Regions from separate parts of the Mus musculus genome. Here region 1 is linked to region 2. The links are chromatin loops, found by intact Hi-C in ENCODE. Cell type or tissue: left cerebral cortex. All regions are shown on one strand. Links, peaks and the distances in the headings refer to the core of each region. The heading gives the core; the rest is flanking DNA. Region 1 overlaps Gm32081 (a long non-coding RNA gene). Region 2 has its middle 51 kb from the start of Gm32027.

The links. Peaks named below come from ENCODE experiments on the same cell type or tissue, not always from the same donor. Only the 100,000 strongest peaks of a DNase experiment are listed, where the experiment ranks them.
Region 1: a loop joins it to region 2, with 2.2 times the contacts of the local background. A loop is called at or near these places in 2 of 42 quality-filtered maps.

What each region holds. Positions count from the first base shown.
Region 1 is chr19:36,205,111-36,221,683 of GRCm38, forward strand. It overlaps Gm32081 (a long non-coding RNA gene), which reads left to right. Exons shown (of 3, transcript XR_386675.1): 2 at 8,866-8,920; 3 at 16,269-16,566. Gm32027 (a long non-coding RNA gene) reads right to left here. Exons shown (of 3, transcript XR_386674.3): 2 at 14,014-14,062; 3 at 11,727-12,833. Among named protein-coding and RNA genes, the nearest start is that of Gm46664, 23 kb to the right of the region's middle. In left cerebral cortex, for the core only: no CTCF peak of the experiment used is centred there; DNase peaks (open chromatin) are centred at 8,569 and 9,661.
Region 2 is chr19:36,307,376-36,323,948 of GRCm38, forward strand. No RefSeq gene overlaps it. Among named protein-coding and RNA genes, the nearest start is that of Gm32027, 51 kb to the left of the region's middle. In left cerebral cortex, for the core only: no CTCF peak of the experiment used is centred there; a DNase peak (open chromatin) is centred at 6,883; H3K27ac peaks cover 417 bases.

The DNA.
Region 1 (16,573 bases), core at 4,586-12,585, 100 kb before region 2:
ATAGTGAATATTAAATTCCACTTCAGACCCTCTAAAAGGGAGTCAGGTGAGGTTGTCTGATGTGTAGATCATACTAAGAATTTAGCTTCCAGAAGTGGAGGATTGAGCAGCGGTTTCAGGGTGGTTGTGGTGAGGGGCACACAGCATAAGCAGAAGAGCTTTCTATGAGGGAGAGCATAGCTATGGGTTTAATAATCATCGCTTTCTGTGTTCTCAACTATTACTACTGTAAAACATTTGTTATATTCAGAAGCCTTATTTTTAGAGAGCTAATTCACCCACTTAGTGTAAAAATAAAGAAATTTGCATTTAAAATGTAAATGATATAAGCAATAGATGTTGTCAAGGCCTTTGTACAAATGGGGAACCGGGCTCTTTTCAGTCGGGCTCTTCGCTCCTTTTGACTCACCAACTGCTGACATCAGGTGAGCTGGGGACTTGGGTTGGGGAAGCTGGACAGACAGGCTCCGTTGGCGGATGATGTAGGGCAAGAGGAAGGAGGTCTCTCAGGACAAGTTTTGGGATGCCTTTGCCTGCTTGCTCTAGTTTTGCACTGTCTGCTTTTCACAGGGCACTGGTGTTCCCTCCACACAGCACATGCTGTATGCCCAAGATGACTTCAGTGATAGATATACCATGAAAGCAAGCTAAAGAAAAATCTAGAAACTGTGTGTCAGCGGCAACGCCCCATCCCAGGCCGCTACCAATTTGAAGCTGATTTAGAGACACAATCCAATGAGAAACTGGAAACAAAAGTTAGTGCAGACAAACTCTTCCTTCCATCCCTTTGCTGGGAGAAGAGAGTTGAGACTGTTGAAAGCTGAAGTGGGCAGGGCTAGATGCGGAAGAGTGTTAGAACTGTTCACTGTTAAACATCACCAGTTGCTGGGCAGTGCATTGGAATCACCATGAGGCCCTAGAAAATCCAGATCCCAAGCCCTGTCCTCTGGTGACAAAACCAGACAGTGTGTCCCAGGTAACTTCTCTGTCCGTGCCAATGTGAAAACTGTTGTTTAAAGGCTCCAGGGATGGGAAGACGGTGGATGCCTTGAGAGGTTCTCTAGAGATCAGACAGCTGAGAGGCCAATACCTGATGCATCGGTGCGGAATTTTCAAGGCTTTGGAGGAGAAACAGAAGGGACGAAGAAAGCTAGAAGCTACAGAACCTAAGTATGAGGCTGGTTACAAGAATGAAGCACAAATCATATCATTATAGTCACACTGGCAGCATCTGTGTGCTCAGTCTATTTTACACTGAAAGACTAGACCCAGAACAATAACAAATTATACTAAAGCCAAGGCCAGAAAATGTCCTGGATTCCTAAGTGAAGACTGGGCTGTTAGGGTTGGGGAAGAAAGAGAGGACCAGGCCTTTGTGCTTTACTTGGAAGCTGGGTTAAGAACTATGCACATTCTATAAACCCTTCTCATAGGGTCTTCCTTCCTTTTTATGCTAAGAAATCCCTCTATGGAATTGTTAGCACACCATACTATTGCAAAAATATACAAGGCAACCAAATTATAAGGAGAGAAGGTTAGTTTGGGGCATGGCTTTAGAGATTTTAATGGATGCTCAATAGACTTTGGGCCCTCTGGTAAGGCAAGACGCCATGGTGGGAGCACGGGCCAGAAGAATTTGCTTCCCTCGTTGTGGCTGAGGAGCAAAGAGAAAGAATGACAAGGCCGGTACCCTAGATCCCCTCTAAGGGTACAATCCCACTGACCGAACATCCTCCCAACAGGCCCTCCTCTTAAAGATTCCACAGTCTCCCAAATAAAGTCAAGGGCTGAAAACAAAGACTTCAGTGTGCGACCATTAGAGGGTGTTCCAGATACAAACTACAGCAAGAGACGTAGCTTTGACTGGAAATTCTTCACCTCTTTCATGACTCTGGATCTCACCTGCCAGACGTCTACACGGATAAAGATGTGTGGGATCCCCTATAGGGGCCATCCCTCCTGTCCTTTCCCGGCTGTGTCATCTTCCTCTTGACTTCACCACAAGAAGCCCTAGATGATCCCCCGCCCCACACACATCTCCAGCCTGACCAGCTCTTATCTACTCGCCCCTCTACCCCACAATATGTCCTCCTTCCTCACTCCAGTTCCACTTTTGCATCCACTCCAGCCAGCGTTTACCTTTCTCTCCTCTACCAAACAGACCACGTGGAAGATGGTCCACTCTATGGTAGACCTCACATGTTAGCTTAGTGAGTGTCAAGGTAAGATTCACGAGTGTGAACGTTGGTAAGAGTTCATCTAAAAATCACAGCTCCCATTGCCAGGTCCCCAGCTACCCTCTCTCCATGTTCACAGCCTTTATTCCCCACATCTTAGAGGGAACTTCCAGATTGACTGCCTCTAAGTAAAAGCAAGATACAGCTTTCATGAATGTGTTAGTCAGGTTGTCATTGCTGTGACGAAATACTCGAGCTAATGGATGTATGGGGAAGGAAGGTTTGATGTGGTTGTCAGCTCTAACACAAGTTGTGTGGTCACCAGAAGGGAGGGAGTATGTTTGACCGACATCATATAGCACCCCGTTTAAAAAAAAAAAAAACCACAACGTAGAAGAAACTGCTCAACAGAATGAGTCGGAAACTTCATCATTTCTTTCTAAACACTAAGAGTATGGAGTGGGGGTGAAATTCAATCCTACATGCTGTGCTCCGGCACATGCTCATTTTGAGCCACCAAACCCCACAAGCCCAGCCTGGAGATGGAAACTGGACTCCAAGCCATAGCGAGTCTCCCTGCTTTCTTTGGGAGTGAGCCAGAAAGAGATAAAGGAAGTGTTGTCCCGGGGCAGCAGTAAACAGGCAAGGGACCAGAGGGCTTTTAATAAAACAGACCTTTATTGGGGCTAAAAATGACCCTAGGCTGACCCCACCCTAAATCCTGACAACGTCCAACTACAGGAATTTAAAGGAACAGAAGGCAGGCATTGCATCCCTGCGCACTGAGCAGGAAGCAGCCAGAACCTACAAGCAAGGAATGCATACACACATCTCCAGCACTGCAGCCCAAACAGTTTTCAGCCCAGACGCTGATGCACTTCTGCCTCAAATTTCTATCCTGTGACTCACAGGGAAGGCCCGAAGACAATAAAATATCCCAAAGACCTAAAATAGGTCCTCCTCCCCTCTGCCACCAGGGTGAGCTTCCCCAGGCATTTCTTCCTTTATTAGCCAGGCATGAATGGTAACATTGCCTGGGCTGAAGAACACATCTTTGTCACTGGTAAATATTAAAAAAAAAAAAAAATGAAAAAAGAAAGAAAGAAAAAGAGCCACATTCATAGAAAAGCACACCAGCCGTTCATTGATTAGCATCCAGTGCCACAGCCCTTCGCTGGAATTACAAACACTTTCAATGACACCGGATGGAAAGGCATTGTAGGAAAAAATATTTCTTAGACAGGATTGTCATTAAAGTGTGCCAAAAATAGAACTGTTTTTATTTAAGCATCCTCACTCCTCCAGCTTCTCCCTTCCCAGCAGCCCTGGCAGACAGCAAGGCTGTGCACAGGGAAATCACCAGAAATAGAGAAACTGGCTCCATTCATTTAAATTTGAGACACGTCAAAAGCAGACCTGTGAATAAGGTCTAGATGATGTGTCCTTCCTCTGCCAGCACAAGTGACAACGAGGCAGGGGGACACAACTGGACTGAAAATTCACTATTTAATAATCTCTAGGAGAAATGTAATTTTTTTCAATTTTAATTGGCCCCACTACCAGTCTGGTAGATCAGTTTCTCAATCTCTTATACCTCATGAGGAAGGAGAATTGGTCTCTTTGTGTCCAGCTTGGAGCTCCCATTTCATGGGGAAAGGACTGACTTGCGGAATTTGAAAATTCACCATCTTGAAGGCCAGGCTCCTTAGGTTTTGAAGTACAGAGGAGTATCTAGTTGGATGGTTGGTTGAGTTTTGGTTTTTGTTTTTTGGGGTTTTTTTGGGGGGGGTGGGAAGGGGAGGGTTGAGCTTTTTATCTGAAAATTTAAACAGTAAAGATTGTTATGACCCAACCTATGAAGCAACACATTCATATATGTTATTAAAAATTGAAATTTTGGGGAGCTGCCTCAGCCAATAAAGTGCTTACCACACATGCATGAGGACATGAATCCACATCTCCACCCCTCACATAAAAGCCAGGCCAGCTACATGTGCTTGCGTTTCCAGCATGGGAGAAGAGGAGGCAGGAGGAGCCCCAGGGCTTGCTGCACAGCCAGACTAGCACAAATTGTAGCTTCATATTCAGCAAAAGACCTTGTCTCAAAAAATGTAGGACAGAGCGTTTGGGGAAGAAATTCAACAATGACCTCTTGCCTACACATACATGCATACGTGCACACATATGGACCCGAATTGTATGTTTGACAGTCACAAAAACAGTGTTATCTAAATACACAGTTCCACTAGCCAGCGACATTAGTGGAGTATGTTCTGTGTGTAAAGACAAGTCATGGTTACTGCACTTTTAGTCTGTGTGCTTGCCACCCCAAGTCCTTAGCATTCTCTCTTTGGACTCTAACTCGCTATTGGATACCATATGATACCATCATTGTCCCATCTGTGTGTTTCACACGTCTGTCTTTCTTTCTCTCTTCACTCTCTTTCTTTCTTTCTTTCTTTCTTTCTTTCTTTCTTTCTTCCTTCCTTCCTTCCTTCCTTCCTTCCTTTCTTTCTTTCTTTCTTTCTTTCTTTTTGTTTGTTTTTTTGTTTTTGTTTTTGTTTTTGTTTTTGTTTTTGTTTTTGTTTTTGTTTTTCGAGACAGGGTTTCTCTGTGTAGTCCTGGCTATCCTGGAACTCACTCTGTAGACCAGGCTGGCTTCGAACTCAGAAATCCGCCTGCCTCTGCCTCCTCCCTCTCTTTCTGAACCTGTACTGTCCTCTGGTTTTTCTAACCCCCTCATCTCCCTCTGCACTGAACCAATACGGCTCTGTTGTCCTCAATCCGCCTCCAAGCCCATGCTTCAAGGCTAAGTAGAAATGTCACATTCTCCATAAAGTGTGTGCTGTTCCCTGCAGTAGACTTTGCTGAGACAGAAAAAGCAAGGACTCTGGCAACAGCCGGGCCTGAGTTCAAATCCTAGGTCTTTCCGTGTAAGACATGAGAACCCAGTTAAAGATAACTATCTTAATAATTCTCTTGATACCTTTGAAGCTTCATCAAGTGATTTTTTTAAGTAAAAATGATTCTGATTGCCAGTAAAGGCTTGTTGTGAATATCAAAAGAAACTATTGTTCAAGTACATATGTGATTTCTGGCAAAGCCACAGTAGTAGTTTTGTGTGCTTTTCTGCTTTTATAGTCTGCCTTTACAGCATGGCAATTTCTTTATTTGTCTTTTAATGAAGTATTTCAGTCTTTGTCTTCAGGGTCCACTCAGTCACAGAGCAGGGGTCCCCTTTGCTACATCATTGTATACCCCAGCTACCTTCCCTTTTGGTTCTCAGCAGAGGTTGAAATTAACTACTGTTAGTTCACCATAGGGAGAAGCAGGTTGAAAATCCTTATAACTTATACAATTTTAGATTTCTTTTCTTTTCTTTTTCTTTTTTTAGATTTCCTTTCCTATGCCTAGATTTCTTTGCCCACATTATTTGGATTTTAACCCCCCTAAATTATGATAAATCAATAATACTAATAATTTGTTGCTTATGTGTTTGTGCATATACCTATATATGACTTTCTCTTACAGTTGCATAGTACTTCCTATGTACCCAAAACAAGGCTCCTTACCTTCATATATTCCTTAGGCATAACATATCTGGGAAGGAGGTACCTTTCTAGTCTTCCTTTTAAAGATGAGAAAATTAAGGCTTGATTGAAACCTTGCAGCAAGCATGTGATAATCTTGAATTGCAACTCAGAAAATCTATTTCTAGAGACCAAGATACTTAACCACCACTCAGCACAGCCTCTAACTTTCTATCTCTGGATAAACCATAAAGCACACAGAGTTAGTTCAGTCAAGTACCATTTCACAGACAACATGGCCTAATCCAAGCGATGTTCTGATTGGCCAGCTTGGGAGCCTATGTGTATAGCTTGTACGTCACTGAAAATGACCTGTGGCTGTTTTGCAGCCCATCAGGTAGGTCTCCTAGGAGGCCCTCTGACCTCTCTGCTACATCCAGGCATAATCTGCCAAGAGAAGCATTTGTAAGGCGCAGAATCTGTATCATCGTGGGGATACCCTAAGATCTCCTCAGAAGAGAAAGAGAAAACCTGTCACGTGCTTGGCTCAGCCAGTGATACAAAAAAATAAAAAAATAAAAAAAATAAAAAATAGGGCTCTGGAAAGAACTTGGTGTTTGAAACTGAAGCTGAGGAAGGAAGCCTAGGTCCACAGCGGCAGCCTAACAGCTGAGGCGATTACAACCATCCTGGGGCTGTACTGAGTTCCTTTGCTCCACAGCCTCTAGGCAGAGCCTCTGCTAGCTAGCATAAGTGTCCCAGGGTCTGGGACCACAGGACACTACTGTTGGCTCAGGCAGTGCTCCCCAAACTCAAGTGCAAGCCAGTCATTTGGGACCTTGCTTAAAATACAACTTGTGACTCAGCAGACCTGAGTCGTCAGAGTCCATATTTCTAACAGGCTCCTGGAGGACCCATAGAGCTGCAAAGCCTACGGAATATCAGCCTTGGGAAGATGTTTGCATGACGTATTCTACTTCTTCCCAGAGGACCTTTTAAAGCTCGTCCTGGGTGAGAGTGTGTTGTAAATCTTTTCTCTAAGATCTATTTATTTTTATGTATGCATAGCCATGTGTGTCTGTGAGTGTATGGACACATTATTGCAGATTCCCACAGAGACCAAAAGAGAGTATTGGATCCCATAGAGCTAGAGTTACAGGTGCTTGTGAGCCAACAAGGGCTGCTCTGAGCAATCTCCAGTCCCTCTGCCATCAATCTGTAAGGCTCTGTAAGGTACAGAATCCCTCAGAACTTGCCTTCTTTTGGTTAAGACTCAGTTCCAGTTTTTAGTTACCAAAAAATAAAATAAAATAAAATAAAATAAAATAAAATAAAATAAAATAAAATAAAATAAAATAAAATCAAGACTAACAGTGATAGCTCCCCTTGCTTTATAAAGAAATCTAGAGAGACTAGGATTTGCATGGCTCCTTGAGGCTACAGGGACCAAGATTCTGTCTATGGAGATGTTCACATCACTTTCCAAGACTAATGGGACCAGTTCCAACCATCGCAGACACATAACATGATCAGGAAGAAGAGCAGAGGTCATACACACGGTCCTTTCCAAAGACACATACAAGAGGCTGTACACATGGTTTTGCCCTTCCACATCTTTGCCAGAAACCTCACCACACAGCAGTGGGTCAAGGAAGAGAGAGTGATGTGGTCCTCCTTCAGAGCCACCATAGTCACAGATAAACATCAAGTATACCACAGAAAAGACAGAGGGTGGATATACGGAGTGCTGAGCTCTTTCCAACACAACGTCTTAGACATTCAGAAAATGATGGGTCTGATCTCTTAAACAACTGGTTGTAGGGCATGCCAAGATATACATCCAAGTATCCAGAGTTCCTTTCAGGCTCTTGCCCAGTCACTACACAATTCTTCCTCAGATGTTATCCTTCTTAAGCCCAGTGGCAGAGTGGAGACCCCAAGGAGACTTCATCTTGTCCACTAGGAGTTGAAGTCCCTGTTAGGAACACCTGGTTATGTCTGAACTGTCAAGCTCCCAGTAGACACTGGGAAGTGCATTAGTACCTCTCCATCAGAGGCAAAGATACTGGAGAATGAGACCTGGGGTGGTTGCTGCACCATCTGACACCTCTGCACTAACAGGCAGAGGGCAACATCACAGTTATAGCATTTAGCAATTTTGTAGCAAAACCAGAGTTCACGAAAGCATCTCTGTGAATGGCTTGAAGAACAATGCTCAGGACTTCCTCTTCATTTCACTGTCTTTAAACGTTGAGCTGCCACCGGAGGCAGTGAGCCGCCTTCTCACCCTGCATCACTGAGCAACTGGGCACTAAATAAGCGAAGAAATTGAATGGGAGGTAGGAAGAGGTAGACGTGGTCACTGAGTGTCTCTTGTGTGCCTGTATTCTAGCCAAGGTGTTTACATACTGATTTAATGCTGATTATGATTGATGATGCAGACCAGTAGGGATCGAAGTGGGAACCACACCAGGTAAATATGTCTCTCAAACCCACCTGACTGGCTCAGGATGGCCATCAGGAGCCTTTCACGAAGACTTCCTTTCATTTCATCTGCAATCCACCCTTGCTCCCCCAGACACATTCTTTCACACCCTGACTGTGTTCATCATTTCTGAGTAATTAGTAAATTATAACTGCTGCATCTCAAGTTTGTGACATTCATTTGCTGTTTCCCAGTAATTCATTCCATTTGGAATTTGCTTTCAAAAAGAAACCAAAGTCTGTCCTAATGCAGCACACACGCCCTGGCCTCATTTATCACGTTCTGTGGCTGGTCCTGACGCCTGACAGGCAATTCAGGCTTTCTGAATGCGATTCAGGCATTGATTTTAATCTATGAAGCTCGAGCGTCTGGACTCTGGCTGCCATGGAAATGAAATAGCTTCTTCACACGCTGCTGCTAACTGTTCTGCAACGTGGGCTTCTGAGAACAGCTTCTGAACTTTTCCTGATGCAAAAATCTCAGATATGAATAGCTTCTTAGCTTTAACTACCACTGTTAATATAGAAGAGGAACCCCAAGTAAAGGCAAATACACTTAGTAAGCTTATATTCATGACCTGATGCACTGGATTTATTAATAATGTCTACTTAGAAAGAAATTTTAAAATGTACATCACAAGGTGACCACTACCATGCATTTTGTTTTCCAACAGGAACTCTGGAAGCCCAAGCGGGATGCTGGATACCAGGACGCCAATGGGGAGAGAGGTATTTAGATGTTGGCATGTAATCTGATTTTCTGTCACCAAGACAGGAAGTTGATGGCAAGGAAATGATTCTAGAATGCACACATTATGGAAGGAGGTGGGGAGGCGGGAAGTATTGGCATGATACTTAAGCTAGAAGTATAGTGGCCAGAAGTGACCCATTGAGCTATGAGTTAGATGTAAAGGAAATATATGTGTAATGAAGTGAAAGGCCAGTCTGAGGCTTCACACTGAATGGTTCCCAGGAGGATAAATATATGGAAACAGAAGACAGTTGCTGCAGGGGTCAAGAGGGGAAGGGGAGGGGAGGTGGCTCACCACAGCGCAGAGGGTGAGGGGAGTTAGGGAGGAAAAGTATTCTATAGGATGATATAGGTACCTATATGTTGCTGTATCTTCTTCAAAACACACAAAGCTACATGAAGCACAGGTGATCTTGAGTCAGTAGAGGAGAGACCGACAGTTGGGGAGGCAGCGCAATAGACAACACTGGGGGCTATTTGGGAAAGAAATCTTTGTGCTTTCTTCATAACTTTTTTGTGAACCTAACACTGTTCTCAAGGAGAAAAAAAACCTTTAAAAAAAAAAAAAAAGGGACTGGGGGGAAAAGAGTGGTGGCAGGCTGTGTGCCCAGGAAATATGACACCATCTTTGTTCCAGTGGGCCACGGGGGCTGGGAAAGGTGGGGGAGGAGATCAGACTGCAAAGGGGATTTAAATGCTCTCCACCACAGCTCTGCTTTCATTCTCTGCAGCCAGCCCAAGGTTCTGGCTGCCTGCCCTGACTGCTCACGTGGCCTCCATTCCAGAATGCAAGTCCTTGCTTCAGCTTTTTAAATTCCGATGACAAAGGAGTTGACGTGTTGACATATATCCCTAAGAGGATATATACATACATATATATATATATATATATATATATTCTCCCAAATAAGAATGTGTCCAAGAATAAGGAACTTCAGTAAAAGTAGAAACAGAAAAACAGAAAAAGACGAACCAAATCCCATTCTTAAGTAGCAATGGCAGCTGGGTCTGCTATGTCACTTTATTTTCCCATAGAAGAAGGCTAGAAGGCTGCTAGTTCATGCCTCATTAGAGATAAGGAGAGAGTCGGAAGGAACCAGAAGAAACCAGAAGGAACATGCACTTAATTGGATCCTTGAAATGTAACTTCCTATAAAATGTCCGATACCAATAACTTACAAGGTAAATGCTAATCTCAACCTAGGGACAGGAAAAGGTAAACTCTAAAACAGTTTTCCAGGACCCTCTCTCTGTCCTTTTCCAATCACTCAGTCCTCTTTAGCACCTGAAAACTCTATCCATAGGGAAAACTACAAACTTAGCACCACTTAGACTCTCCTTAGGGGTTACATTCAACAAAGCCAAGTCAGGCTGGGATATGTAGCTGCTACATTAGCTCAGGTATATGCACTCTCACTTTTTCAATACTCAAGGTACAATCCTACTGGTCAATCTCAAAACGATGCCATCATGGAGTTGATGCCCTCCCCCCAGGGCAGTAGCAGCATGGAACCTAAATACAGACTGCCCTTTTCAGTCTCCTAACATGAACTTGCAGGTAGCCAGTGATGCATTATCCAGATGTGTGTGCATCCTCACGGGAAAGAGGAGACAGTCACTTTATGATTGGCCAGCTCCAAGGGAGTCCCTTGTCAATCCAATTAAACTGTTCCACAGAGAGAGTGGAAATATTACACAGTAAGTGGAGCATGAGAAGAAGAGCTGACTACCCTAAGTACCAACACCATGACTCTTCACTCTTAGGGAGCCTTGGTACCTGTTGTTCTTGCCCCGGGTCCTCAAACTTAGTTCATTTACTGTTGTAAGGTTTAGTATAGCATCTATCCTACTCAACAGTGCTTTACTGGACTGTGTGATAGTTTGAATGCAAATGGCTTCCATAGGCTAGTAGGTAGTGACACTATTTGAAAGGATTAGGACATGTGGCCTTGTTGGAGGAAGTGTGTCACTAGGAGCGGGCTTTAAGGTTTCAGAAGCCGAAGCCAGGACCAGTGTCTCTCCCTCTCTCTTCCTGCTGCCTGCCGACCTGGATGGTACAGTCTCAGCTACTTCTCTAGCAGCATCTCTAGCTGTACACTACCATGCTTCCTGCCATGATGACAATGGACTGAATCTCTGAACTGTAAGCCTCACAAAATGTATTTTCCCATGCAAGAGTTGCTGTGGTCATGATGTCTCTTCACAGTAATAGAAATCCTAATTATTGACACGCTGGGTTCATCAAGACACTGCTTCCTTAAACTGTAACCTAAAGGGTGAATGCAAATGTCTACAGTTGGACTATGACTACATTAGAAAATCAAACTCAGACACACCACCTGGGTGGACTCACCAGACTGTCTCTAAGAAACTGAGTATTTGAACAATACAAAAACAACCTTTGCACGGTACATAGAAAGATTATCCCTATAAGATCAGTGCCTCTCTGCAAGGGCAGTGGTTTCTAAACCAGCCGGCTTCCAGGGCATATCACTCATAGCTGTGATGGGTCTGAGCAAGACATTTTCCCTATTCAAGTTCTATACCTGTCCTCCGTCCTGTCACAGTGAGTCTGCAAAGTTACCATCTTTTCAGTACATCCCCACCTTTAGAGTCCTTCTAGCAGGAAGCAGTGAGTGATACACTCACCTTGAGTTCACTATGGGAGCTCAGTTACTTTTTTTGCCTGAAGCACACATTTGTAAAGTATAGCCTGGAAGAATGCCATGTAAAAGCTACTCGATTCCCTAGAGAGTGAACCTAGCCTACCTCTTGGTCCAGGACTCAACACAATTTCAATTTCTCCCTGTGAAGCTACAAAAGATGACCTGTTCCTTCTTCTGGGTGTGTGGAACCACAGCTGTTAATCCAGGACTGTGATGGAAGTCAGGAGTTTATGGGTAGGAAACAATGGTTCTCACCCAGAAAATAGCTTAAGTCCCGTGTGTGTGTGTGTGTGTGTGTGTGTGTGTGTGTGTGTGTGTGTGTCTGTTAGAGGGCAGGGAATCATGAAAGGTCTACAGAATTACTTCAATACATTTTTCTCATTGTGGGGGGGGGGGCGGGGGTTACATTCTGCAGTAACTGTTAGACTCTTTGTCCAACTAGACTCGATGACACCGACAGTGAGAGAATTCTTAATGAGAAAACTGAGATAGCAACCATAATAGGTCACTCAAACAGCAGAGTGCAGAACTAAGTCCTGGGGTCTCTCATTCCCCAGATATCCAAGGTGGGACCTACCCACCGCCTACGCTCCACTCTGTGCCAGTCTCCTTCCGACCAAAGCTGGAGACTGGCAAGTGTCAACATGCCTGCCCCCAGCCCACACCTCCTTACCCATGCCACTAGCAATCTAGCCTACATTTGTGCACATTCCTACAGAGACAATTTCCATAGCAACAGCAAAACCATATCAAAAAAGGCACCTGAGCTATGCTTTCAAGGTAAATCACCCTCTTGAAGAAGTCGTCTATTCTATGGAATTACAGGCTAGTGCCACTTAGAATTCATTACCTCGCTAACACTATTAATGCATGTGCATATTCCTAGTCCTGGGTCACTGGTTTACATTTTAATTATTTATAAATATTTTACTTTTCTCTTTTTAAGCTGTCCTTTCCGGACAGCTATGGTTCGGCGGCATTTTAATGATCTATGAAGGAAGAAGCAAGAAGCAATCACAGCAGGAGATTCTGAGTGCCTACTATTTGAGTACCCTGCACTCCTACCTAGCAGAATTCATTTTCAGAGAAATGCAAGCAGAGGAAGGGCTGCCTTGAGCCCAGGCTGAGTCTTATGCAAAAACAGCCAGCTTTACAGACAGCATCCCAACGGTGGTGCATTCTTCACCCAGGAATCTTGAACAGGGGGCAATCGGGAGAGAGAGATCTGTGTGAGAGAAAAATGAACATGAGAAGGGTGGGTGGTAAAAAAGATTCATGAAGAGCAGCAAATTCGGGGCTCTCGCTGGGGGTTCTGCTTCCAAACTGTTCACCTTCCCAAAACAGGGCAAGGAGGTGGGGAAGGATGCTGCTGAGTGGATTTCTTCATCTGATGAGTGATGCTCTGTCAATACAGGGTGTTTAGCCATCTGGGCTTGCTTCCTTGAGACCCTACCTGCCAGCCCCAATGAAATCTCTTCTTTTTTTGAATTAAAAAAAAAATTTGTATGCAGTACTAGATTTCTGACAATATCATGTGTGGAGTTTGCCGCTCTTTTAATTTTTCATTTTGTTTCTTTTGGGGTTGGTTTCACTTTCATTCATTTTTCCTCATTCATTAATCCTCCCCCCCCCCCCACCCAGGAGTATGGGCCACCCGTCTCCCTGGAGATTATCACTGTGCTGAGATGCTAATAGACGCAGCCCTTGTTCTCCTAATCATCTAATAGAAAATTAAATAGAAATCATTCATTTACTAAGCAATTACAGTTACAAACTATGATGAGGACAATGGGATACAAGCACATAAGACTTCAGATGCTGAGCTGTGTCCTTTACAACATCCAGTGGATTCATAGATCTGTCCATTTGGAAAATAGACAAATTAGCACATAGACCATTTAAATTAGCCCATGGTTTGGCTTAATCAGCTCTTTCCATCCAGAGTCCTGCGATGGCGTTCCAAAGAAGCAGAAGGATTATTGGACTCAATGGACAATAAAGGAATAGTTCAGCAACACTGAGAACCAGTGGTAAATCTGCTTGAGAAATTTAAAAAAACAAAAACAAAAAACTATTTACAGCAGTGAGGTGTCAGAAGCCACACAGAGGGAGCGTGATGGACGAAGAGCAAAGCCAAGAGCTCAGTCAACAGAACAGACCCAAGGATGCTCTTTCCAACATTGCGCATCCCTCAAGAAGGGGTGACTGTGGAGGACCGGGATGGATTTCAAACTCATCTGTCATCAGTACCATCTCAGGCTGATTTTCAATAACTTCATGGTTAAAAGCAGACACAGGTGTTTGGCATGCTCCACAAAACCAAGTGGCATCTTTGTTGTATTAGAGTTTTCCAGATGGCTAGGCTGGATCCTGCCAACCGTAGCAGATGGGAAGGGTTCCCTTACCTGGACTGAATCTGCACATCCGACAGTTGCTCTCTGTCAGGCTTGGCTCCTGAATGAGATAACGTAAGAGGTGGCTGAGGTCAATGCACAGTCTCCAGACTCTGAGGCAGACCTCAGTTATCATACATAACTGGTCAAGGGCTTAATCTTTCCGGCTCCCTTGCCTTAGTGAAATGGGTCAAATAACACATACACTCAGTCTCTTGCTTTCCTTCATGTTAGCCTAAAGCTAAGGCAGAGTCCCTTGATTTGCTTTTACCTAAGCAGTCACAGTACCTTCCTCTGAATAAGACCAGCCCCTAAAAAGAAAGCTCAGACATTTTACCTTTCTGGTGACAGAAATGGAAAGAGAGGGTTCCTAGGGGCTGTCTGACACCCCAATTGCCCTGCTCTCTGTTGCCCTTGCATGGCATGTGGGCATTTAGCTACCATGGCACTCTCTCCCTAAGTTTAGAGCTCAGAGGAGTGTTCAAATGCTTTGTGCTTGAGGCCCAACAAGGGCTGCAAAGAACTAAAGAGAATCTCCTCCAGTAATTTCCCCTTCTCTTAAGTATGATTCTAAACTTCCTTTCAGAGCCTGACTCTCAATGGGATTTTGCTTTATATCAGTTGGAGTTCTTCCATCTTCGGCTTTAATTAATCTGAGAAGTGTTTAGGATGTCCCTCTCTGTGCCTGGAGTGGATTGATCCTGAGTCAGGAGAACCATGTCCTCCTCCACACAGCTTGCCAAAAGCCTTTGTAAAATGGAAGTCAGGCATCTGTTTATGAGGCAACTCCTCCGCTGTCAGAAAATGAGAAATAAAGGCACACACGTGAAAAATATAGAAAGTAGTCAAATCTGACATGATGCAAGAGCCTGCATCAGACTGGCAGTTCTCTGTCCACGAGTCCTGACTTGGCATCACTCTCTGAAACTCAATTTCCTTGAGCTGGCCTAGGTACTATCAGAAGATGCTAGAAAACTTGGGTCCTGTAGACTCTACCTACGGGCTATTCAAAGTCTCCCTTCTTGTCTCTCTCCATCATCACAACCATCTACACCATTGTCACCATTTTCTTCCTTAGAAATGAAAGCACCTGATCACCCAGCATGCTTCCATTCTTTCACGCCAGGATTCACCATCATAGCCATAGGGGATCTTCCCAAAATGGACTCAGACTTTGTCATATGCCCCTATCTAAAACTCCTAAAGAACCTCAACTGCCCTTGGCATAAAATATTAGCTACCTAGCAGACCTTCCATGGTCCCTTTTAGCCCTGTTTCTTCTCTGACCTTGTCTTCCTCCCTGTTCTGTGGCCCCACCATATTCATCCTGCTTTCTTTGTCTAAACCACACCCAAATTAAGTATGTATGCACTTTCGTCTAAAAAAGTTCTCTTTCCCAATGTGCTCATGCCTTCTGGACTTTTGATGGCATGAATGCCTACTTCTTCCTCCCTCAAACTAAGACCAGGGGACCAATAAGACCAGCAGTGGAAATCAAGATGGGATTCCAGTCCAACACCGAGAGTAAATGGATGATAACACCCAGGTTTCTAATTTGGGAGACTAATGAAGGCAGGAGCATGAGAGTAGGTTTGGGGTGCCTTAAAGGTACATCCAGTGGATGGTTTATTAAGTGCTTGCCTCCCTCTGGGTACTTTTCTTTCTAGGATGTATCTCTCAGGGAGAAAAGGGTAGGCATAGTCACAACTAAGCTAAGTGCTTGGTTCATTGTCTGATTAGCTGGAGCCCAGCTGATCCAAATGTAAATGGTTTTTGTGGCATGGTTGCCAGTAGGTTTTTTGTTTGTTTGATTGATTTTTGTTTTTGTTTTTGTTTTGTGTGCCACAATCCTCTGTTCTTTGCCAGAATGTAGGATCTTCTGGAATTAAAGTTGTAAGACAACCCAAGAAGCAAATTTAGTTTCTCTGAATACCCTTTAATCCTTACAGTCCAACAATGTTTATATTTTACTTTCATACACTATATTTAGGTCATATTTACCCCTCCCTCACCTTGCCCCAGATCCCCCCCTCCACTCAACATTGTGTCCCCTCTTTTTACCTTTTAACCCAGCTGCTGATATGATACTCTTGGGTGTGTGCCCTTCACTGAACTGTATTTATCTCACTATGAAAGTAATGCTTTCAAGAGCTAGGTATCAGTGTTGTTTAGAGCCTAGGCTTGGAAGTAAAACAGATAAGAGGTTGGGTTGTTGCTTTGTCAATCATTAACTGTGCAGCCTAGACAGGTGTGTTATCTTTTCCTAGCTTCTGCAGTTGCTGAGAAGATGATAAATATCTGGCGAACTGTGGCATCCTGAAGGTGAACCATTGCTTCTTGCTGTTCATTCGAGCCTTCCTCTTGGAGACTGGAGTCCTGTCTATGAAGTGATTTTCTGCAGGGTCAGTCCTCTACATCAGACACAAGCCCACCTATAGATAGACCTTTTACCACCAGATGGAGAACACATATCCTAGAAGTGTTAACCCATTAGGCATTGAGAACAAATGTTTGTTGCTGAATTGTAATCAAATCAAATTACTTATTTATGACACTATCATTAAAACAAGCT
Region 2 (16,573 bases), core at 3,308-11,307:
ACTCCCAACACCCCCAACTAGAACCTAAGAAACCCACAGTGAACACATTAGGGAGTTGGGGAAGGGTGTGAAACTCTGGATTGCAAAGCTAACAGAGGTTCCTGTTATACAAAGAAGGAAGACTCTTAAATGAAGACAGCTCTGAAGGACATTGGGCAGTTATCCAAGACAGGCTCAGCAGCAACCTAACTCATAGGAAAGGCAAGAGTCTACAAGCTCAACTGCCCTTCCTCACCTCCGCTGCTCCCCTTCCACGTCCACTTGGTTTAGAAGGCTTCAATCTGGAGACTTATAAAACAGCTGATCTAGGACCTTGGAATTTGGATTCCTTGGTTTGGGGGAGTGGGTGTCAAATTTTCTTTCCTTTTCTATTTTTCCTTTTATACGTATAGTAGTATTCTGACTCTTAAAAAATATGTTATAATTTTTTTTGGAAGAGGGAAAGGACGCAGGGTTTAATGTAGAACGGACTTGTCTTCAAATTTCTGAGCAGTCAAGGCTGGCCTTGAACTCCTAATTCTCCTGCCTCTGCATACCAATCAGTGGGGTTGCAGGCATGCACCACCATGCCTGGTTCTTTTAAAAAAATATTTTATTCTCTCTTTATTTAGGTTTATGTAATTTTGTTCATGAATTTGCTTTTCGTTATTGGTCAACCTCTTTTCTCTCTTAAGAAAAAAAAGTCTTGGAGCTGGATAAATGGCTTAGCAGGTAAGAATACATAGAGTTCTTGCAGAGGACCGGAGTTCATTTCCCAGCACCCATGTCTCTATTTACTCATGGAAACCTGAACTCATGTACACATTTTCTACCACACACACATAATTAAAGAAATAAATCGTACTAGGGCATATAAAGTTTGCAAGACCAAGGAGCCTCTCTTCCCAATTATGGCCGACTAGGCCATCTTCTGCTACATATGCAGCTAGATACATGAGCTCTGGGGGTACTGGTTAGTTCATATTGTTGTTCTACCTATAGGGTTGCAGACCCCTTCGGCTCCTTGGGTACTTTCTCTAGCTCCTACATTGGGGGCCCTGTGCTCCATCCTATAGATGACTGTGAGCATCCACTTCTGTATTTGCCAGGCACTGGCCGAGCCTCACTCGAGACAGCTATATCAGGGTCCTTTCAACAAAATCTTGCTGGCATATGCAATAGTGTCTGCGTTTGGTGGCTGATTATGGGATGGATCCCCAGGTGGGGTAGTCTCTAGATGGTTCATCCCCCTTGGTCTTGCAAACTTTATATGCCCCAGTACAGAGGAATGCCAGGGCCAAGAAGTGGGAGTGGGTGGGTAGGGGAGCAGAACGGGGGTTGGGGGGGAGGGTATAGGGAACTTTCGGGATAGCATTTGAAATGTAAACAAAGAAAATATCTAATAAAAGAGAAACTTCAGATCAAATAAATAAATAAATAAATAAAAATTAAATCGTTCCTTAAAGTCTATTTGTTATTTCCTCTCCCACCGCAAGACACTGTGGTCTACTTGTCCACTCTTTGTTTGTTTGTTTGTTTGTCTGTTTGTTTTCTGAGACAGGGTTTCCCGGTGTAGCCCTCCCTGGCTGTTCTGGAACTCGCATAGATCCTCCTGCTTCTGCCTCCTGAGTGCTGGAATTAAAGCTGGCCACCACTGCCTGTCTTGTTGTCTACTCCTCTACATCTTCCTTTCTTTCCTTACCTTCATTTCTTTAATCTCCTCTTTTTCCCCCTCTCCTCACCTGGCCAGTTTCCTTTATTTTATTCATGTGCTAATGCTATGTTTGCTTCACAGGATTCTTCACAGCACACTCTGCATGATTTTTAGCAGTTTCTCTCCTATGGCCATTAATGATGGATGTGTAAGCTGTAACCCATTTTAAGCCCGTTTCTAGATCCTGTTTGGTTTTGTATTGGTTACTTCATAGTGGTGTATTTTCTTCTGTCTGAGAAGTACTAGTGATTGAGCCCTCAAGAGCAGGGTGCTCACTAAAAATACCCTCAAGAAGCGCCTAGCCTCACAGAGACTTGAAGTGCCAGGGTAGAAGGGATATCCAGAGGGCCCCCACCAGTTCAGAGGAGAAGGGGAAGGGGGGGGGAGGAAGGAATGTGGCAGGGGGTGACCGGGAGGGGCCAGTAAGCAGGATATAAAAACAAAGAAATAAAATTAAAAGAATATCCTCAAATAAAAATGGAAGATATAGTCTGATGTACCCATCACAACACCAAAACAGAAGAAACGTGAAAAACCAAGAGATTTTAAGTTCACAACTACCAAATCCAGTGACACCAAAACTGTTGTAATTCTGGCCAAATATTAATTCTAGAGTCTACTTCTAAATGTTATCAATGCCTTCAAAGAGGAAACAAAGCAGATAAAGTAAGAAGACAATGGAGAACCCAGAAGGAGATCCAGCAACACAGAGAAGGAAATTAGAGACATGAGTGCCATCCAGTAAGGAAACTGAGATACTGCGGGAGGGGGAGGGGAAACATCAGGGTTTAGGCATAATAAGGATTTTTTAATTAATTAATTAATTAATTAATTAAATGGATATGAGTACTCTGTAACTGTCTTCAGACACACCAGAAGTGGGCATTGGATCCCATTACAGATGGTTGTGAGCCACCATGTGGATGCTGAGAGTTGAACTCTGGACCTCTGGACGAGCAGTCAGTGCTCTTAACCACTGAGCCATCTCTCCAGCCCCCATAATAAGGATTATTTGAACATGACTCCAGTGACTCCAGAAACAATGCCAATGATTGACAAATGAGACCTCAGGACATTAAGAAGCTTCTTACAGAGAAGGAAGCAGTTAACCAAGTGAAGGGAAAGCCTACAGAAAAGAGAGAAATCTTTGCTAGCTACCTCTCTGGCATAGGTTTGGTATCTAGAATATACAAAGAACTCAACAGAGAAAGCAAACCATCTAATTAAAAATGGGCCAAGGAGCGAAACACAGACAGTTCTTAAGGGATGAAAGGCAAATGGCCAAGAAATATTTTCAGAGTGTTGAGCATCCATAGTCATCAGGCAAATGCAATTCAAGCTACTGTGACCTTCCACCTGAGTCGGAATAGCTAACATCAATGAAACAACCCACACCAAATGCTGGAGAGGGTGTGGAGAGAGAAGAACACTTGTTCACTGTTGGTGGGAACTGTAAACTGGTACAGCCACTGTGGAAATCAGTGTGGAGATTTCTCAAAAAGCTAAAAACAGCACTTTAACATGACCCAGCTATGGCACTCCTGGGAATATACCCAAGGGACTCTGTGTCCTACTGTGGAGATACTTGCTCATCAACATTTATTGCTGCATTATTCCCCATAGAAAGGAAATGGAATCAGCCTAGATGTCCATCATTGGATGAATGAATAATGAAAGCATGCTGCTTCTACCCAGTGAACTTTTATTTATCCATAAAAAAATGAATGGAATCAGAAAATTATAAACCAGGTAACCTTGCCTCCACAAGACAAGTACCTCATGTTCTCTCTCATATCCTCATCATAGCTCATTTTTTAAATAGTCATATCTACAGGGGAGTGGTGTGGTGGAAATGCCAGGAAACTAAAAAGGAGACCAAGTGAGAGGTTAAAACATAATTTCAGCAGAAAAATCACCCTATAACCAAGTGTCAGTGAATACTACCTATGCTACATTTAAAACCTGAAGTCATGAGTAATTGAATTAGTATCTGACCATTTATTTATACTTTAAATTCTCAATTGTGTTTTATTAGGAATTGCTGTTCAAATTTACTTTTAGATATTTCCTCTCCTCCTTCTCTTCCTCTTCCTTCTCCTTCTTCTTCTTTTGCCCTCTTTTAAAATCTTTATTAAGTTATTTTATTTATTTACATTCTAAAAATTGATCCCCTTCCTGGTCCCCTCTTCTAAGTTCTTCATCTCATCCCACCACTCCCTTACCACTGAGAGAGTGCTCCCCCACCCACCCTCACCTCACACCCACCAGCATCTTTCTTCCCTGGGGCATCAAGCTTCCACGGGAGTAAGGACATCCTCTCCCACTGAGGTCATTCAAGGCAGTCCTCTGCTACACATATATTTCCTCTTCTTTAAAAAAAATCGTAACATTTTTCAGCTCATTAGTAGTGAAAGTGCTAGTTTTGTACTTTTCTATATATTTAACTCTCTCCATTGATTTTTCTTCCTTAATTTCATCGTTTATTTATTTTATTTTGTGTTGAGAGGCATTCACATACCATGACAAAGGCGTGAGGGGTCAGTTGGGTTTTCTTCCTTTCCGCAAGTACAGGACTGAGTAACAACTTTACAAGCTAAGGCATCCTGCAGGCTCAGAATTTCATTTTTTATTTACATTTTGATGCTTTTCAATTTTCACTGTTTCTCATTGTGTAACATGCACACACCCCCGTTCGTGTGTTCACTGTGAGTATCTGATGTTCTAGCTGGGGCTATTTCTCAAGTGTGTTGGGAATGTGGGGAGTAACACAGTGCTGAATGTGTGCAGGTGACCTGTCTCTGTGCTCTCACACACCACTGAGCAGCAAGCACCTTGCTGAAAAGATGAGACTGTGGATGTCAAGTTGTTCACCGGAGACTGAGAGATCTATGTATGGCAGTGAACCTTGTGGCAGGTGGCTCTAGAGGTCAATTTACTTGCTAATGTCAAACTTGGGGCTAACACATTCCAAAGTTATTGTCAAACATCAGCTCCAAACCCTAATACTTTTCTGGGAGGAAGAAAATGTATGCAGCTACACTGGAAACCAGTGTGGAGATCCCTCTGAATATTAAAGTAGAACTACCCTAATATCTGGCTGTAGCAATCTAAGCCAACACACCACAGAGATACCTGCACACCCATGTTCACTGTGGCAGTGGCCAAGATAGGTGCCCATCAACAGATGCATGGATAGAATGGTGTGTGCATTACAATGGAATTTTCTTAAGCCTTAAAGAAAAATGTAATCATGACATATGTAGAAAAATGGGTTCAATTAGAAATTATTGTAATGAGTGAAGGAGGCCAGACCAAGGAAGAAAAACATCACAGGCATAAAAGGAAAAAGGAGCCTAGGATGAGAAAGGAAGACAAAATATCACAGACTCTCTCTCACGTGGAACCTAGATCTAAATATATATACTTACATACATATAAATGTGATAAATTTAAATGTATTTACATGTGTTTATAACACGAAAACAGAAGGGAACTCTCTGGTAGCAGGAAGCAGACAGCAAGAGGGGAATGGAGCCAACAGGGGACCAACATGAACAACAACATTCATGAACATATCATAATGAGACTCATTATTTTGTGTGATAATTAATCTTTTAAAGGATGCAACAGAGTAGCGAACTCAATTCAGAATAAGCCAGATCTTTCTGATAGCTTTCTCACAGGAAGGATGTTGCCTCCAGAGAAAAGTGAGTCACTCTGGCTAGACATATCAGAGGGATGCTGGGTACCTGTCAAGAGCAGTCCAGATGAGCTTCTACCAAGAGTCACGAGATTGTCATAAATGGTTTCTAATGTATCTTCCACCTTTGAGAGTCTGATTACAGAAAACAGTTTGCAAGGCATGATGGCTCCTAAAAGACACCTAAGTGTCAAAGCTTAATGGTGTCATTAAATTGCTCCTCACACAGGAGCATCGCCACGTCACACCTGATGGTAAGAATGCCTCCATTGTTCCTGGGACAGAAAGCCCTTCCAGTTGTACAGAGGTATCACAAATGCAGGTGGGTCCAGGAAGTGAGGTGGAGGGAAGAAGCAAGCGTTGGGAGAAATTAGAGCCACAGTGAAATCAAGAAGCACAGCTACTCTAAAAGGAGAGTGGATGTATTACCATATGGAAAATGATGGACATTGTTTATTCGAAGACTTACAGTCACAGTCCTGTGTCTGCAATAGATATTCATTAAATCACAGAAGATGTATCTAAATATGGGTCTAGAGAGAGCAAAATAAAATACTTCATCATTTGTAGCCACTATATTTTCATAATATTATTAGCTAGTGTTGATTAAATCCCTGATCAATGAGGCACCATACCCGATAGTTTCTATCCAGTATCCTGATTGCCATCAGAAGCAGAGTTGGCATGAGTGACTCAGAAAAGACAGGGAAGCCTGAAAGGATGGATGCCCACTGACCCCTCTTACCAGTCAGACACCTGACTTTGAAACTCAGTCCCACCATTTCACCAGGCATAGAAAACTTAAATGTTTAAAACCTCAGCTTTTATTCATACAGATAAATGATTCGGCCACTATGTCATAGGACACAGGTCCACAGTGCATGTTCAAGAAATGGGAGCTTCTTTTCGCTCTCAGGAAGAACTGAACTTTTTCTATAAAGGACTAGCCTGTAAATATTTTAGACTTATGGGACATCCAGTCTATATCACAGTTACTCAACTGCCCAACTATTTTATTTATGGGCACTGAAATTTGAATGTTATAAAACTGTCACACACACTCGAAATATTCTTCTTTTTATCTTTTTCAACTATTTAAAAATATAAGACCTATCTTTAGTTTGCAATCTGTGGGCTGAAGTTTGAAAACCCCGATGCAGCATTCAGAGAACCTTTTCCTTCGCTTGACATTGGCCATAAGTGAGTAGTCTGTTCGGGTCGTCAACCACAACCCCAGAAGAATATTGTTCCCTCTCTAATAATTCATCATTTTCTCACTTCAGTTATAATTTTAAAAGAAAGGCCAAAAATATCCTGGGTAAGTGTTGCTACAGTGCTAAGCACTGTAAGAGGAAGTAGCCGGCCTCTTCGGTATTTCCATCCCTGGTAGAGGAAGCCAAGAGTAAATGCGGGAACCTGGAGGCCAGTCTCCTACCATCTTCTCTCTCCCTCTCTACACTCAGCAAAACCTGCTTGCCTGCTCACTGCAGCTTCTCCACTTGTGAGACATATGTTCACCAACAGAAGTTGCAAAGTAAATTGTTCAGTTATTTTTGAAATAGCCTATAGAGAACACGAGCACACATACACATTTTTGCATACGCATGAATATTCATAGAATAATACTGGGTTTGCAGCAAAATGCAAACGGTTGTTATTACTGGGTGATTCTCTTCATTGTGGCTTCAGGGCCACAAAAATACCTTCTTAAGGGCTTATGAGATGGCTCCACAGGTAAAGGCAATTACTCCTAAGCCTGACATCTGAGTTCAACCCCTGGAGCTCATATGGTGAAAGGAGAAAACTAGTTTCTACAGATTGTTCCCCAACCTACACACACACACACACACACACACACACACACACACACACACACACACATGCATGCGCATTTAATAAGTAAAATGTAATAAGAAATAAAGACCCTCCCCACCTATGGCAAGAAGTTGGGAGGCTGCGATGTGGAGCCAAGCAGGTTTTGCTTAGTGTTGAGAGGGAGAAAAAACAACTTGGGTTCCATTAATAATTTTTAAAGCATAATTGATCTAAATGGGGAAGCACTCAGCCAATCTGAACCCCCTTTGAAAGGTTTCATTACCACTTTTTAAAGTCAGAATAACACTGATCCCCAAAATAAATGAACTTTTTTTTACCCACAATGAATATGGAAAAGGTATCAGTAAGATATTTGCTTGCTTGTTTATATTTTTGAGAATTTCATAAGTGAATAGGGTTTCCATAAATTCCATCACTCCCTCTCCCTCTTCAAGTTCCCCTCCCACATCTCTTGCCACTCCCTCTTAAGTTCATGACCTTTTCTTATATAATTGTTGTTCTATAGATCCATATGTACACACACACACACACACACACACACACACACACATTGGATAAAGGGACTGGTGTAGAGGCCATGGTGAAGTGCTTCTTACTGACTTGTTACCCATGGCTGTCTCATACCATCCAGGGCCACCTCTTGGAGTGTCACCTCCCACAGTGAACTGGACCCTTCCACAGCAATCATTAATCAAGACAATGCACCATGAGCATGGCCACAGGCCAATCTGGTGGGAGCATTTTCTCAACTGATATTCTGTCTAAAATTCCTCTAGTTTCTGTCAGCTCGACATAAAACTAGCCAGCGTAGTCATTATGCAGGTCTTATTTGGGCAAACATATTCTTAAAATAACATGGATGCTGATTTCCTGTGATGTCTAGAAGACTCTATCTCATAACAGGTATCCTGGACCTCTGGCTTTTAACATCTTTCAGCTCTCTCTTCTGTAATGTCTCCTGAGCCTTAGGTGTAGGAGTGGCATTATAGATGTATCCATTGGAGCTGAATGCTCCAGAGCACTTATTCTTTGCATTTTAACTAGTAGTGGGTTCTATAATAGCCTCCATCTACTTGCTTTGATGACAATTGAGAGTTCACTTGTCTGTAGGTGTAAGGTTAAGTATTTATAGCACAATTAGAAACAGCATTGGGTTGGGGGGGGTGGACAAGGCTACATTAGAAACTATACTTGGGGGAAATGGCAGTAACAGACTCTCCTCTGGGGTCTGTGACCTCTCCAGACATGAATAGCTGGCTAGGTTTATAGCCAGGCATTGAATACATTACCAGGCATGAATCCCTTCCTATTCAATTAGATGGCTGTTGGTTACCCCCAGGATATGGGTGTCACTATTGCACTCCCGTCTTTACAGATGCAAGAGGATTGTTGACTGCCTTTCTCCTTTGCCAGCTTGCAAAGCATTCTCAGATACCATGAGTGCTAGTTCTCAGGGAGGAGGCTTCAGGTCAGTTCCTGCTCATTTCCTCCACGTCCTGTGTCCAAAGTTTACGGTGTCTTCAGCAATAGAGTGTTACCTTCAGGTCCCGAGAGTCAGCCAAGGAGAATGTTAAGAGTCTCTTAACATTAATTTGAGAGTCTCTTAGATCCTCTGGCCAGTAACACAAAGGGAAGATCTCTTCGCCCAGAACTGGGATTTTTGTTAGCCTTACCACCCCTGTGCCATAAACCCACTAGTAGATAATACTGTGCATGTTATTTTTAAAAAATGAATATCTGCAGAAATTAATTAATTACATATATTTTAAAATAAGCTTATAAAATAATATTTCCCTATGGCTTTTTGAAATGTCTTTAGTGTTATTTATTTCTCCTTTCTCCATTTCCCTCTCTGTTATGCTCCCCAGCCAATTCACATCACCCCTCCATGTTTCTCTGTTTCCTCACCTCAAGGCATCTGAATCCTCCCATGCCCCCCTTAAAACCCTTTCTTTCCATTCCCTCAGGGTCCATTTTTGTGGATTCTGTATTTATTCCAGATAACATATAGCAATCAAAAGATTCAGATCTAGGATCCACAAATAAGAGAGACGATGTGACATTAGTCTTTCTGGGTCTGAGTTACTTCACTCAATATAGTATTTTTCTGGTTATGTCCAGTTACCTGCAATTTTGGTTTTATTTTTCTTTACATCTGAATAGAATTACAGTGGACATGTACCACACTTTCACGATCCATTATCTGCTGAAGGACGCCTAGGCTCTTTTCATTTCTTAGCTATTGTGAGCAGAGAGGCAACGAACACAGCTGAGCAGGTATCTCTATAGTACTAAGTAGAATCCTTTGTGTATATGCCAGTGAGTGATACAGTTGGGTCATATGCTAAGTGGATTATTAGTCTTTTGAGAAATCTCCTTGCTGATTTCCATAGTGGCTGCACACGTTTACAATCCCACCAAGTGAATGGGGGTTTCTTACCCCCACCCCCATATCCTAGCTAATAGTTGTCAGTTGTTTTCTTGGTTTATTTATATATATATATTTTGCATTTGAACTTTTTATTTTTAAAATCAGACATGACATCAGTTGGCATATTTCCTGCCTCCAAGGAAGAAGACATAAATGTTCCTTTTTTTCCAAGAGAAAAATTTTCCTTTATTAAGAATAGATTATTTTCTCATACAATATATTCTGATTACAGTTTCTCCTGCCTCTACTCCCAGCTCCTCCCCACCCCCCCTTCTCATCTGGATCCACTCCCCTTCTGTCTCTCATTAGAAAAGAACAGGCTTCTAAGAGGTAACAACAAAACATAATCATATATGATAAGCTAAAACAAAAACTCTCATATCGAAGTTGGACAAAGCAAATCAACAAAAGCAAAAGAGCGCCAAGAGAAGGTACAAGGATCAGAGACCAACTCACTCACCACTCAGGAGTCCCATAAAAGTCCTAAACTGAAAGCTGTGATATATACACAAAGAACCTGGTGCAGACCCGTGTCAGCCCTGCTTCAGTCCCTGTGAGTTCATATGATCTTGTTTGTTCAGTTGATTTAGAGGACTTTATTCTCCTAGTGTCCCTGTCTCCCCGCAACTCCTGATGCCTGCTCTTCTGTGGGGTTCCCTGAGTTCTGAGGGAAGGGATTTGATGGACACCTCTCATTTAGAGTTGCTGTAACAAGGTCTCTCTGTGTAATGCCTGGCTATGGGCCTTTATATTTGTTCCTATCTGCTATAGGACGACATTTCTCTGAGGCTGACTGAGTAAAGCACTGATCTGTTGTATACAGTAGAATATCATTAGGATTCATTTTCATTGTTGCTTTTCATTTCATTGATTCTGTGTGTGTGTGTGTGTGTGTGTGTGTGTGCCTGTGAGTGTTTATACCAGTAGTATATGGTTTTATCCTAGGCCTTGGGATATCTAACCTCTGGTTCTTGGTTACTCAAGCAGTATCAAGTATGGATTCTATTGTGAGGAATAGGCTTTAAGTCAAATCAGACATTAGTTGGTTACTCCCATAAGCTTTATGCGACCATTGTCCTGGCATATATATATATTTAGGCAAAGCAGATTGTAGATCAAAGATTTTGTGGCAGGGTTAGTGCATATGTTTCTCTTTTGGCAGCCTTCAGAGTCCCTTCCCGTACCAAAGATACTAGAATGTTTTCTTGATTTATAATACAAAACATTGTGCATTCTTCAAATGTCCTGGAGAGTGAGTTGACAATATTTATCAAGACTTTGAATGTTGCCAATCCTTTCCTGCTAGGTAACCAACCTCCCAAGACTGAACCCTCGGGAAATTATACAAATACATACACAGAATTTCATGATCAAGATTTTCATCACAGCTGTGTATGCATATGTGATAAGGGGATTATTTCTCCCAGGAATTTGGAGTAGGGTAGCAATATTTTTTGCACAATATTTATGAAGGGAATGAGAGATGATGGCAAGTGTAAACTGTCCTTGTGATCTACTGGAATTTTGAAATGACTAAATTAGAAATGACTATTATAAGAGTGAATTATTTAATAATTAAGTTGTATGTGACTATACGTTAAAAACTCTTTTGGAAAGAAACTCTCAGAAGTGATTTCTCTGCTTCTAGAAATGTTTTATAGGTGCCCTTCAGGACACTCTGTATGTGACAGTTAACCTTCATTGTCGACTTCATTGTGTTTTAACTCATTATGGAAACTCAGGATGTAACTTGAGGGAAATTCCAGAGATGGCCAAGAACTTTGCAGACTGTCTGTGTCACCATCTCATGTGCCCGGGTTCCTGACTGAATAACCGGGGAAAGAGGAGGCTCACTGACCATCAGCGTTCAGTCCCTGCTCTTCTTCCTGGTTTGCACCACGAAGCCACTCTCATTGCCAAGCCTTCTCTTCCAGGATGGACTGTGTCTTCCCAAAACCAGATGCTAAAATAACCCCCTTTCCCTCACACTGGTTTTGGTCAGGTATCTGGTCACAGCAACATTCACCAACTAGTCAGATTCATCCTGCCATATTAGTATCTACTGTTAAAGAAGTGACAGCCACAGCTTCTTACTTCGTTTTCTGAAGGCTATGAAGATAAAACAGGACACACACAATGCTTTTGACATATGCGCACAAGTGAAAGATGAACACTAGCTTGTTCAGTTTTTTAAAAAGTTATTCTGAAATGCTGGAGAGAGAGTTCAGTGGGTAAGAGCAATCGAGGTGCAGCATGAGGACCTGAGGTCAGAGCTGCACCATCCAATGAGAAATCTGCCATGGCTGTGCACCACTGTAGCCCCAGCCCCAAGGGTCAGACACAGTGGATCCCAGGAGTTAACTGTCCAGCCAGTTCAGCCTAAACAGAGTTCACAGTTAATTGACAAACCCTGACTTAAAGGAATAAAGCAGAGAGTGATAAAGACATCTTCCTTTGGCTTAAACATGTGAGTTCGTGTCCATGAAATACAAACATACAGGGTTGCACACACACACATACACACACTAAACACACATGCTAGTTAATTAATTAAAACAATAAAATTAAGAAGAAAGCAAACAAACAGATACATAGCACAATACACATATGCACCTTTCTACATCCACATAGAAGATACACAAAAATGCAGTTGGCTGTTACTATGGTGATAGGATGGCTATTGTTGTTTTCTTTGTTGTTGTTATCGTATTTTTTACATTTTGTAGATGATTGCATTTTAAATGAATATGCATTCCTTTTCTCATAGTAACAAATAGTAATGGTTTACAATAACAGTAACAAAACATCCATAGGCCCCATCCCTGAGCCTTTGCATTCCATCTCTCTACTCTGACATGTGGAAGGTGGTTCGCAGATAAGAGTGCCTGTTAGGGGAAGATACAAAGACATACTGATTACCTTTAAGTGTACTCTGCGCTGGCATCTTCTACTGGCTTCTGCAGATCCCTCTCTTCTCATCTCTACTCAGTTCAGTGCTCCTCTGGACTAGTGTGTGAGGTTTGTTCTAGAAAGGCTCCTTTGCTCACTGGTGTGAGCCAGACCTGGTCAAGGCAGACTGTGTGCTTTCAGGGTCCGGGTAAATCATGCCCCAGAGCTCTTGTCGCCAAACGCATCTTTCTCCTAAAGTCCTGGTGAGTAGTTTCCCTGCCTTGCCCCTTCAGGCCTGGCTGCAATAAAAAGTCTTTGCTATCACAGCTCTAGGATTCTGCCTCATTCCTTACCATTTTCTCTAAGCGTTGCCCATATCACTAAAGTCAACTGTTTATGAAACTCTTCCTTGTATCTGACTTCAGGGAAGTTTCCTACCGAGCTAGAGATGCATAGATACCTGGCTATCCCACCCTGGACACATATAGATTTGTTATTATGCAAATGTAAAAGGTCTCTTGTAGGTTGGTGTGTTTGATCATAAGGCTTGGCGCTGTATGGAGGAATTGTGGCGCCTTCAGAAACAGGCCTGGCTGGCGGAAGCGGGCTTCTCGGAGGCGGAGCTTCTGGATTATAATCAGGGCTGCCTGGTTCTGGCACAATCTCTTTCTACTTCCTGGCTGGTGCCATGTGACAAGCAACTCTGAGTTTCTGCCACCAGGTACGCGGGCTGCTTCAACTCCCATGTCTTCTCCCAGATACTCCGGCTGCTTCAACTTCCGTGCCTCCTCCCACAGGAGGGATTAAACCCTCTCAAAGCATGAAGCGCAGCAAGCATGTTCTCCCTGGTGTTCCTTTATCTGATATTTTGCAACAGCAATGAGGAAAAAATAACTAATATTGTATCTCTGTTTACACTCAACCTGGTGGATCCCCAGGGCTCTCCTCTAACGACATCCTTGTTATCAGCACACAACTCTGCACTGGGATCAAGGGATATGCAGGAGGAGGCCTCCATAGATTGTGACGCTGTGCTCCTGGATAGTCTGAGTGGTGTCCCAGTGTCAAAGCAGGGCCCAGACCACTAGCCACCATAGCTATTCCACCAGAGACCCTTTCTTTTCCACGATACACTGTTTGCTTTGGCTTTTTAAAACTCATATCTGATTTTCAGTAGCAGTCAGTTCCCCTAGCTGAGAAAACTTCTCTCATCTCCCAGTCTGTCCCTTTCATACCAGTTCAGCCTGTGCTTTAGTTCCAGAGTATGTATGTATCCAGTAGCTATGTCTTTCTTCTCACCGTCTCCACTGAAGTTCTGGCCCACATCCTAAAGGGAAGTGGGAGGTGTCAGAGCGTAGGAGAACCAGAGGATAATCCCAGCCAGATGAATGCTATGCAAATTGCTTATGATGCTCACATATATAAAACAACACAGTCTTGTGCTTTTTCTAATCAAAATAGGAAGCTACATCTACTTAGACTATCTATGTAATGGGCAATCACCCCCATCTGGAAGATCTAATGAAAGCCTCCCATGCGACACTTGAAAAATGGGCCAGTACCCTATACTAATTCCACGTAGCTACTGTAATTAGCATTGGTCTTTCTAGACTATAATGCCTCTGTCCAGTGCTGATTCTCCACAATGTGTCTGGCACTGGGCACTTTTCAGAGTGGGCTGCCTTTATGTCTACTTATAGGGATTTTTTAATTGCTAAGGAACCATATTCATAATCCACTTTTGTTTAACAAACATCTACAATTTTAGTTGCTTATGATTTATCATAAGTCATGATTTCAGAGCCTGGCTGGTTCTTTCTCTGGTACTCTTTAGGTTAACTCGTGTAGCCATATGCAGCAGAGTGGTGGGTAAGGGGTTTAACGGAATGGGTAGGCTTTGCTAACATGATCTATCATCAGAAGGCGGTCTCAGGATTCCTGGAGAATGTGAACAGAAGCCTTAAGAAAGTATCGTTTCTAAGTGCCACATCTCAGTAGCCCAAGCAAGTCTAGAGTTGATCCCGAATCCAAAGGACAAGAAATACATTCCTGTTCTTGACAGGAGGAGATACAGAATCACGAGGCCACAGCACACAAAAGGTACAAAATATTGTACCATCATCATCAAAAATCTAGTGGACACAAGGGAAGATGAAAACATACCTCTAATTTTCAGGATAATCCCTTAGTTAAAAAAAAATTAATTTATCTACCAGGTGATTTTGATAAATTATAATTTAGTCATAATATGTTATATGAGTATATGGTGTAAAATATTAGAAAAATAATCATTAAAATTAAACTAATATACTTTTCAAAATATAACATTCCTAATACTTTAGAGGTTCCCTAATGCTTTTTCACAGCCAATAGCCCCATTGCTCAGTGGTGCCCAAGGTCCTGTATGTCTTGCTAATTATTCCATTGTACTGTTTATATTTTTATCACAAGAGTTGGTATGCTTAAACTATATGTTGCTTGCTTTCTTTGTTGAATACCGCGCGAAAAATATCATTCTTTGTCTTGCTTTCAACACCCCATATTGCTTTTGTGATTCGTCCACGTTATGTGCAAATGCTGTTGTTTTGCAATTTCCACCTCTGTAGAGTCTGTGCTTGTATAAATGCATATCAGCTTAGTTACACAGTTTACTCCAATTGGACTTTAGGTTTTCTTTTACAACTTGCTGCTATGCATTTGTAATCATCCACTTAGAGTGTATAACTAGTCTTAAAAGAAACTTTGGAAAACTGTGTGGGATCTGCTTCATAAAATATAACAATATATACTCACATAATAAGATTAAGATCAAATTATAATTTGTCAAAAACATTTGATTGATTTAAGTAATGATATTTTTAGTTAAGGGTTAATCCTGAAAATTAAGAAATATGTTTGAAGCCCCTTCTGTCTGTTAGATTGTTTTCAAAGACGGCACAATCTTTTCCACAATGCTCTTTTCTACGCAAACTACTTTCTAACTTGCTCCCTTTCTAACACCTTGTGAAAACTCCCAGTGCTCTGTCTCTAAGCCAACATAAGATCCTTTAAAGCTATTTTTTTCCAGTTTGGTGATATAAAATAGCATGTCATCCCCTCCACCCCCACCCCAGTGGGCATCTTATTCAGTAGTGAGGTTGGGAATATTTCCATTGAGTTATTGATCATTTCTCTTTATTTTTCTGTAAAATGTAGACACATTTTTTCTGTTTCTACTGCCCTTCATTTATTCTTAAAGAGCCTTCATACTTTCAAGAAATGACCTCATCACATATACTAAAATATCTTCTTTTCCAGCTCATGGATCAGTTTATACAGTTGCCAAGTGGCTATTTCTCTCGGATACCACTAATTTTATTTAAAAACACACCAATTCTTTGGACTACAACTCTTCATCTTTGAACCTCAAGTCTTCTTGGAAAAAAATCCTTTTCTATCCAGCTAGACACATGTGCAAATAGACTTTGGAAGGTTCTCTCATTGCCCAATGTCTAAGAAGATTACAAATCCTAGTTTCTTGGAAAAAGACCTTTGTTCCTCAAGTTATGCCAGGAATTGTCCCAAACAATCTACTAACGGAGCTAATGAGTCAACCATCACAGAGAGATGACCTCCACACTCCACAGCTGGAGTGATAGACATTCCTGTAACCTGCTATGAGGTGGGGGTGGGGAGCGGGGACTGGAGTAGGAGTCACATGTACCCTGGAAATCCACCTCTGTTATGCTTTCCAGTCTTGGTTGTTATTTATGCCTACTCTGGTTGCTCATTGCTTTTCTTCTCTCTCCATCAGGAAGGTCCCATTTCCAAGCCAGAGAAATCCCAAGAAGCTGTGTATTTGACCATCATATTCACAAATAAGTCAAATGTGTAACTCAAACCTTGATAGGAACTGCAAGTCCTATCCTGATTTAGACCTTTGCAAAGCATGCCACACAGGAAAGTACCTGCCTACCCATCGCCAGGGCTTTATTTTGCTTATTTTATTTGCTCTTCTTTGTGTTTGGCATGAAAAACATTAAGC